Regions from separate parts of the Homo sapiens genome. Here region 1 is linked to region 2. Evidence: chromatin contacts called from ENCODE Hi-C or POLR2A ChIA-PET data. All regions are on one chromosome and are shown on one strand. Each heading gives the region's core, a stretch centred on a gene start or an enhancer-like site at or near the end of the contact. The rest is flanking DNA. Distances are from core to core; before and after follow the strand shown.

Region 1 (4,880 bases), core at 2,057-4,556, 52 kb after region 2:
CTGTTTTGATACTTTAAAAATGAGAGAGACAGGTACTTGTACAGCTAATCAAAAAATAAATGGGCCAGGCACAGCAGGTCATGCCTACAATCCCAGCACTTTGGGAGGTCGAGGTGGGAGAATCACTTGAGGTCAGGAGTTCAAGACCAGCCTAGGGAACATAGTAAGATCCTCTCTCCACAAAAAATGAAAAAAAAAAAAAAAAAAAGCCGGGAATGATGATAAACACCTGTAGTCCCAGCTACACAGGGGGCTGAGGTAGGAAGATCGCTTGAGCCCCAGAGGCTGCACTGAGCTATGATCGCGCCACTGCATTCCTGCCTGGGTGACACAGCGAGACGAGAACCTGTCTCCAAAAATAAATAAGTAGCCCAGGCACAGTGGCTCATGCCTGTAATTTCAGCACTTTGGGAGACCAAAGCGAGTGGATCACCTGAGATCAGAAGTTCGAGACCAGCCTCACCAACATGGTGAAACCCATCTCTATTAAATATAAAAAATTAGCTGGGCGTGGTGGCATGTGCCTGTAATCCCAGCTATTTGGGAGGCTGAGGCAGAGGAGAATCGTTTAACCCAGAAGGTGGAGGTTGCAGTGAGCCGAGACCATGCCATTGCACTCCAGCCTGGGCGACATGAGTGAAACTGTCTCAAACAAAAAAAAAACACAAATAAATAAATAGTATGAATAACAACAGGCATCTGCACATGAGCTGTGAGTAATTCCTGCCTTGACCTGGCCTTCCTTCCCTAAGAAAACCATCCTGTTATTCCTTGGGAGCTCATAGGACCTCTGACTGGGGAGAGAGAGAAACTGAGGCAGGGGCTGCCTGACTCTCCGAGCCCCTCAGCAGACCATTTGACATCACACAGAGTGCCACTAGCCACAAGCTGCATGAATTTACCTCTCTATAAGTAAACAGAGAGAAAAAAATCCTCGCTGTGTGTGAAGATAGCCCCAGGAGGGGGAAATCTTGTAAAAGTCAAAAAAGGCTGTGACTTATGTGACTTCACTGCACACATCCAGCTGGACTTCTCACCCATCTCAGCGGGAGGGTTGTCTTGAGACAGTTGAAACAGCAAAAGGGTTTGGAAACGGTAAGCTATTTCAGGTAACACTTTACGTTGCCAAACCAGCGATAGCAGCACTTCAGACTGTCACTTTTTATAATGTTTGCCTATAAACTTTTCCCGTGTGGTTTTTGAAATGGCGCCCAAATGCAAACAGAGAACAGATGGGAAACCTGAGTCTTGCCCCGTCCAATCACTTCACGGAGAATGGACGACAGATTTAAACTGTTAAGGAAGAAAAAAGCAGTTTCTACCAACGGCACAGCTCCCTCCATTACTTTTCACAAATTAAGCCTTTTCTGGGGTTTCCCAGGGATGGTGTCTTTTCCAACGTCTAGATCATCCTAGTTCCAAGGATGCGGTGGGGTCGTCCTGGAACCCATCCCACTGAGGTTTCTCCCTCCTCCAAAGTCAGAGGTGTCCAATCCCTAAACACATTCCTCCAGGAAGAAGAAAGAGAGAAAGAAATCCCTGAACAGACTCCTCTGGAAGAGACAGAAGGATGAAAGAGAGGGAGAGGGGGAAAAAGGAGAGGAGAGACGGAGACAAGGAAAAGGAAGGGAGAGAAACAGAGGGAGGGAGAGGAAAGAAGAGGAAGGCAAGAGGAAGAAAGAGAGGGGAAGGGGAGAGGAGAAAGAGGGAGGGGCAGAGAGAAGAGGCAGGTTAGGAGCACACCCGGGAGGCATGTCCTGTCAGGGTTGTGGGTTGCAGGAAGAAACCCGTTTGTACCTGGAGGCACAGCTGGGACTCCCACAAGCACTGTAACAGGAGCGCTGCGGGAAGGGTAGTAAAATGGCCTTCGGTTCCCGGTGCCCTCCCACACCTCCTGCCACCTTGTACAGAGTAAATGTCACGGCTGTAGGGCTGTAGGGCTGCCAGTGTCTCTACAGGAGAAACACAGTCCGGCTGCAAATGTCGCTACATAGTCACTGCACACAAAGCACATGGCAAGTAAGTGGCCGCCACTGTCCTCCCTGGTCCAGTAACCCCCAACTGGCCCTCTTAGTCTGGAAGATGTCCTGTAGTGGCCACGCCCAGTCCCAGTAAGAAGTCCTCACTGGTCAATACCCAATTCTCTGTCCGTAGGAACAGAAGAGAGATTTCTGCAAGATAGGGTTTCTGGAAGAGCCCAGCCCCCTCTTTCCTATGGCACAATCTGGGTATCACTGGCATCAGAACTTATCAGCAGAAAGAAATAAAGGCAATGGAGGCCAGGTGCGGTGGCTCATGTCTGTAATACCAGCACTTTGGGAGGCCCAGGCAGGTGGATCACTTGAGGTCAGGAGTTCGAGACCGGCCTGGCCAACAAGACGAAACCCCGTCTCTACTAAAAACACAAAAATTAGATGGGCATGGTGGTGTGTGCCTGTAGTCCCAGCTACACGGGAAGCTGAGGCAGGAGAATTGCTTGAATCCGGGAGGCGGGGGTTGCAGTGAGCCCAGATCGCACCACTGCACTCCAGCCTGGGTGACAGAACTAAACTCCATCTCAAAAATAATAATAATAATAATAATTAAATTAAAAAATAAAGGCAATGGAGTCCCGCCATTGAAGTCAGAACCAACCACCTTTGCATGCCCTGCCATGAGGGCTGTGTACACAGCAACGAAGACAGCCTGCTGCAGCCCAGACATCCTCAAAGCCTCCCCTCTGCAAGAGCCGACTTGCAAGAAGACCAAATTCCTCACATCAAACAGAGACCTTATAAGGCATAGGTACTACGTGTTCTTTAAGGGGGCGAGGAAGGGACAAATACTCCGCACAATATAAAGGTGAAAGTTCTCTACCTCGAGAAATACTGCCAACATAAAAACGGAGAACAAAAAGAAGTCAAAGCAACAAACAACAGATAAGTACGCAGGATGAAAGGGTGCAGTCCTCTCTTTCTAACCAGTTGTCAGGGTGTCTGGTAGACACAAGTCGGGACTGAAACCTCCCTGGTCGCTAACAAGGATGCCGGTAACAACAGCTAACAGCCGCCTCTGCAGCGGTAGCTGGATTTCTCCAGAAACTCCAGACTGGCTCATGTTCCTAGTCATCAGATGGGATCATGGCTAATGTTTCCAATATGGTAACCATTAAAAATTATATATTTAGGCACACCCCTCATATCATTTAAGTCTGCCTTTGAGAAACATGCTGGATGGCTCTTCATGTTTGAAAGAAATTATATTGTTGCCCATGAGAAAATAAAAATGCACACAGAGTAAAGAGCCTAAGAATGCACTTACTGAGGAGTGAGTCACCGTGTCTCCCAATGTCCCCACCCACAGTGGAAATCCGCACTCCCTGTTTTGTCAGTATCCCTCTTGCTTTTGATCTGATGTTTTCGGCTGTTCATGACAGTGTTCTCCAAAAAAAGATGCACAGAGGGAAGGTTTTCTCTCTGGTCCCAACACGTGTATTAAAGTCATATTTCATGAGTGAAAAATTCCTGATGGACCACTAAGACGCAGGTATTGAATCAGTACTGTGTGCATAAACTCCTAGATATGGGCAGCTTTGCTTGCATAAGAACTTCAAAATTGAGTCCTGGCCGAGTGCGGTGGCTCATGCCTGTAATCCCAGCACTTTGGCAGGCCGAGGCGGGTGGATCACCTGAGGTCAGGAGTTCAAGAGCAGCCTGGCCAACATGGTGAAACCCCATCTCTACTAAAAATACAAAAATTAAGCCAGGCATGGTGGTGCACCCCTGTAATCCCAGCTACTCGGGAGGCTGAGGCAGGAGAATCGCTTAAACCAGGGAGGCAGAGGTTGCAGTGAGCCGAGATCGTGCCACTGCACTCCAGCCGGGTGACAGAGCGAGACTTCATCTCAAAAAAATAAATAAATAAATAAAAATAATAATAATTTAAAAAAATAAAAGGCCGGGCGCAGTGGCTCACATCTGTAATCCCAGCACTTTGGGAGGCCAAGGAGGGTGGATCACCTGAGGTCAGGAGAGTTCAAGACCAGCCTGACCAACATGGAGAAACCCCGTCTCTACTAAAAATACAAAATTAGCCGGGCGTGGTGGCACACGCCTGTAATCCCAGCTACTAAGGAGGGTGAGGCAGGAGAATCGCTTGAACCTGGGCGGTGGAGGTTGCCGTGAGCCGAGATCACGCCACTGCCCTCCAACCTGGGCAACAAGAGCGAAACTCCGTCTCAAAAAATAAATAAATAAATAAATCGAGTCTTTTGTTCAGAAAGCATTTCCCAAAGCGACAGGCCATTAGATCATGTAGCGCCCAGGAAATAGATACTTACGTTACAAGCTATGTTGAAGTCCTGCACGCCCCGGCTTGGATGTACAATGAGGAGTCTGTGTGCCTGGCTGCCTGGCCAGCCCAGCCCGAGCCTCCTACCTTCTGAAAATACACTTGCTGGACATAGCAGAGAAAGCTGGTACATCTCCAGCCCTTCAGGGCTTCTTGGGACACACTGTTCTGGGGAAAACCCTTTCATCAAAAGGCATGTGGGGGGCTCACAAGGAGGTGAAGGAGTGAATAGGATGTGCCTGGCCTTTAATGACCCAATCTTAGGGTGAAGAGTGGCCCTACAGAGTTGTCACTCTGTAAAATGAATGCATTGTGATCTCCAGTCCTGAAACTGAACCCTCTGGTCTCAAAACACTTCCATTCCCTGAGTCCTAATGACAGTGCTCAGCCAGAGGCAGCTCTCTTCATCTTACAAAGTAGTAAAGCACCTGTCTCAACAGACAGCTATACCCCAAGCCTCTCATGGTCCCTTAGCAGTAAGGCTATGGCCTCATTTTTGTCCCTTCTCTGGTGACTCTTCAGAAAAGGCTGGGGGTGTTAAAGGTACAGAC
Region 2 (4,810 bases), core at 1,299-3,798:
GCCTGGGCTGGTCTCAAACTCCTATGCTCAAGCGATCCACCTGCCTTGGCCTCCCAAATTGCTGGGATTACAGACGTGAGCCACCACGCTCGGCTCCAGTACATTTCTAAGATGCTCTGAGAAGACTTCCAACCTTTGTTTTAAAAATTAAACTAAAGCCTAAAGCCCAAAGTTATGAACAGATTTGATTAATAATGGGATTCACCTCTTTATTGTGGAATTCACTCCATTCATTCATTCTTTATTCACCCATTTAGCTCTTTGATGAATATCAGGTGTTACTCTATGCCAGTTACTAAATGCACAAGTAGATGTTTCTTAGCTTATTCCAATATGGCACTGAATGAAACATAAGGAGATGCTGGTTTCCAACTCCTGGCTATGTTTTAGACTGCCCTATAAAAGGGCAGAGATGGTATCCCAAAATTACTTCCTAGCTTCACTTGTCTTGCCTCTCTCTCCTTCGAGAACACGTTCTCAACAAAGAATACACCCTCTCATCTTATGCCTGGAAAGGCTTCTCTCCAGCTAAGAGGCGGTCTCTGCAAAACTTTTGTGGAGACAATCAAGCCAAGGTGTGCTAGCAACCACACATGAGACTCCTCAAGTGTTAAGTAATACCCATGGAAAAATGGGCTAAGGACTTAACTATGCATTTCTCCAAGACACAAATGGCCACTAGGTGTATGAAAAGTTTCTCAATGTCACTAATCATTAGAGAAATGCAAATCAGACGAGATCGGGCGCGTTCCAAATCAAAACCACAAGGAGCTATCACATGACACCTGTCAGGATGGGAAGAAAAAAAAAAAAAGACAAGTGTCGGCAAGGATGTGGAGACACTGGAACCCCTGCGCACTGTTGGTGGGAATATAAAATGATGCAGCCACCATGGAAAACAATATGGAGGTTCCTCAAAAAATTAAAAACAGAACTACCCTAAGATCCTGCAATCCCACTTCTCTATTTATCTAAAAGAACTGCAATCAGGATCTGCACTCCTATATTAATTGCAGCACCATTAACAATAGCCAAGAAATGGAATCAATCTAAGTGTCTGCCAAAGGATTAATTTTTACAATGTGGCTATATACACAACGGAATACTATTCAGCCATGAAGAAGGAGGAAATGGTGCAATATGTGACAACGTGGAAGCCATGATGCTAAGTGAAACAGGATAGTCACAGAAAGACAGACACTGCCTGACTCCACTGATATGAGGTATCTAAATTCATCGCATTCATAAAATCAAAGAGCGGAACGGTGGTTGCCAGGGGCTGGGACAGGGAAGGAAATGGTGAGTTGCAATCAAGAGGCATAAAGTTTCAGTAAAGCAAGATGAGCAAACTCTAGAGACCTGCTGCACAGCATCGTGCCTATAGTCAACAACAACGTATTGTACACTGAAAACTTAGTTGAAGACCAGGCGCAGTGGTTCATGCCTTTGAGCATAATCCCAGAACTTTGAAGGCTGACGCAGGAGGATTGCTTGAGGCCAGGAGTGTGGGACCAGCCTGGGCAACATAGCAAGATCCCTATCTCTACAAATAATACAAAAGTTAGCCAGACATGGTGGTGCATGCCTGTAGTCCCAGGTACTTGGGACTGAGGTGAGAGAATGGCTTGAGCCCAGGAAGTTGAGGCTGCAGTGAGCCACGATCATGCCATTGCACTCCAGCCTGGGCAACAGAGTGAGACCCCGTCTTAGAAAAGAAAAAAAACTTAGGTGAGATGGTAGTTCTCATGCTTAGCATTCTTGCAACAATAAAATGAAATAAAATAAAAAGAATTAAATAACCACCAGACCACCAGACTGCTACCTGATCTTGTCGTACAAACTTACTGGAACCTTCCTACACAGATCTGTCAAAAGCCACACAAAACACAATCATGTGTCCATACATGAATACAACTCCATCCCAACAGGCCTGCACTTACCAGCCTCCTCCCTCTCTTCCTCCCCTAGGTGTGGGTACCACTACCCTAACCTCCAGTGTTAAAAAACAACTGAGGGAAATGAGGAGAACTCAGCCAGCTCAGCACACCAAGGATGTCTCTGCACTGTACCTGAGAATCACCATGCACTGGGCTGGAAACAGCAAATTAGAACAATAGATATCTACATCATTGGACCTTTCAGATTAAAACATCATCTAGTGGAATTTGTTGGACAAGAGCCAGACCATGTGCAAATTGACTTTACTGCATAAGCCTGTTGCTGGTCTTTAAAAAGAAAGAAAAAGTGCTAGTGGTTACTCTTAGCACATTTCATTCCAGAATCTCCCATCACTTTACAGACATCTATGTTTTCACATTATAAAGATAAGGATACTGGAGCCGCAAAGAAATCATTCATCTGCCCCTATATTGCCCATGTAGGCTGAGCAAAGAACCTGAAGTTAAGACTTCTGGTGTTGGTGGGCAGAAAATCTCAAAGCTGGGCCCCTTCAGACGTCAGGTGAAACCCTTGCTCTCTGGCTCATACAATGACCCAGGGATGGGCCCCAGCAAGCCTCCTGGTCAGGCCTAGCAGCTGGCTGGACACCCCAGGGACCTGTCCACAGCGGGCAGTGACCGAGGTCTGATTTAATCCCAGCTGGCCTCATCCATGTGGGAAGGGCAGAGTTAAGTCCGCGCACGAACAGACACACGCTCCTCTCCTCCCCAGGCCTCCTACCAAGAGACTTCACAGCACGAGGGGAAGCTGTCCTCTGGGCTAGATCCTGCCAGACAAGGTCACAAACTATGCTCCTATGCACCTAGCAAATAGTAAGAAGGTTTATTCCTTCACACAGAAATGTGAACTTTAGTATCAATTCATGCCCTGGCTCCGTTTTCCAGTTTTGCACTTGTACATGCATGTGTGTGTGTAGTGTGGGTGCGTTTTAAGATAAATATTTACAGTGGGCCTACACATCTATTCTTAGAAACAAAGGTCATAAAATCTTAAATGTCATAAGCCAGATCAACTGAGTTTCAAACCAAGTCCTCTTTCTTAAACATATTTGTTTCTAATAAATCGTTTCACAAGTAAACATTGTGCATGCAGTACCAAACCATGATGCCCCGTGAACAATGAGTGCTTTCATCCCGCCTGACATCTCTGGCCTGCGCCAGGCTTCGGCAGGGAATTTAGTCACTGAGGCAACACTGGCAGGGCCCACTACAGAGCTGCAGTCTTGTTTTCCTTGTGGTCAAAGTGCTGCTGAGCTCCAGTTATTAAGTTATTCCAATGCTATCCCGGCTATGTATACACACACACACACACACACACACACACACACACACACACACACACCCCAAGTTTGCAATGGTTTAATGTTATTGCATTTGCAAATTACAGCATACCAAATGTTACACGCTTGCAGTCTTGAATTCATCTTTTCAAATTTTCTCACCTTATACAAAATAACCTCTTAACCACCTCCACTCCCCCTCCGCCCTTTCTCACTTCTGGTAGAAAAACTGCAAGCAGGATTGTTCTGTAATAGAAACCTTACACTGTCTTCCAAACTTATTACAGCTGCCTTCAGTATAAAATGAAACCTTAGAGAATGTTATTTAAAATGTTTTTAAAAAGTCAGTAGGTCTCATGTTTCATTTCTCCACATCAGGCTTTGATTTCCTTTGCAACCTTATTCTCTGCCCTTAAACAAGTCGGAGGAGGAGGCCTGGACGTCTTGGAAAAGGGCCCAGGATGCCAGCATCTGCCGAACGCTGCGCTCCTCCTCTCGAACCCTTCAGCGATCCACCACCCCTCGGAATCCCTAAGAACCTCAGAAACAGTGAACAGTAAGTGGATGACAGCGCCTGGACTCCTTTCCTAACTTCTGAAAAACCGAGGTGATGGCAGGGTGCAGATGGTGGACGAGGATGCAGGCTGGGCAGAGTGGGGGCCCCCTTCGTGGCCTGGCCCAGCGGGCACTACGGCAGAGACAAAGGGGACGATGACCCAAAGAGCTCATGTGTTCTCCCCACCAGGAACCTCCCCGGTCCCTGGGCAAACCAAACCCCTCAAGTTTGCAACTTTTTTGCAACAAACTGATATAAAAAGAATCCCCTGATGTATTATCTCTGGGCGAGAGACTAAAGCCCAGTGCTAGTTCATCTCTTCTTCTATGTGATAACAAAAATCACATCTTCTCCACCAGGAAGGACAGGAAGGATTTACAGTTTTAGGCAAGATTCTCTTCTAGCATGTTTAACTCTCAGATATTATATAAAACAGATTTTCCTTTTTACAAAGGGAGTGAGATAAACACATGGAAAATAGGCTGATGAGTAGCTCCTCTGTTTACTGTAATTTTAATTACATATATACACATATAAGAATAGACGTTCTGAGGTTCAGCAGGTTGCAAATGCACAGTGCATGGACCTGGAACAAGATGAGAACCTTCAAAAGAGTGATTGGAAGGTGGCTGTGTGAATTCCAAATTAAGACGGAATGGAAAGCAGTCCAAAGGGTGCGGCCACTGCTGCCGGGACAGTTGGCTGCACTGCTGGAATGAGGTTCCACCAAATAAACGCGTAGTAAACACAGGCTGAAGTGCTTTAAAAAATACATTCTCTCCCAGCGTTCTCTCTCTCTCACTCTCGGTCTCGCCCCCTTTCTTCAAGTGTCCACTCTACTAAAGCAGAAAGCCCAGCTGCTAAGAATTGAAATATCAGGATGGGCTCTGTCAAGCCCTGCTCTGTAGCTGGGAGCCATAACCCACCTAAAGACTGCAGCAGGAAAGCACAGCCTGCTTCCTTCCAAGAGGTCATTATTGAGGGAGAGAGAGAGAGAGAGAGAGAGGAAAAAAATA

What was found. Hi-C counts contacts between places; a loop is a spot of excess contacts on that map. ChIA-PET counts read pairs that join two places held with the same protein, here RNA polymerase II (POLR2A). Pooled maps may share reads with other maps.
Region 1: a loop to region 2 is called in a pooled map, with 3 times the contacts of the local background. The contact joins two enhancer-like sites. A Hi-C loop is called at or near these places in 1 of 168 maps with a recorded cell type or tissue (heart left ventricle) and 1 of 50 pooled maps. POLR2A ChIA-PET finds 5 or more read pairs at or near these places in 5 of 52 experiments (H1, Panc1, WTC11 and 1 more).

What each region holds. Positions count from the first base shown.
Region 1 is chr10:121,571,970-121,576,849 of GRCh38, forward strand. All of the region lies in intron 2 of FGFR2 (fibroblast growth factor receptor 2), which reads right to left. Among named protein-coding and RNA genes, the nearest start is that of FGFR2, 24 kb to the right of the region's middle. Within about 2 kb of position 3,307, at least 4 of the 41 ENCODE cell types and tissues checked have a DNase peak (open chromatin) inside an H3K27ac peak, as active enhancers do.
Region 2 is chr10:121,520,848-121,525,657 of GRCh38, forward strand. All of the region lies in intron 6 of FGFR2 (fibroblast growth factor receptor 2), which reads right to left. Among named protein-coding and RNA genes, the nearest start is that of FGFR2, 75 kb to the right of the region's middle. Within about 2 kb of position 2,549, at least 10 of the 41 ENCODE cell types and tissues checked have a DNase peak (open chromatin) inside an H3K27ac peak, as active enhancers do.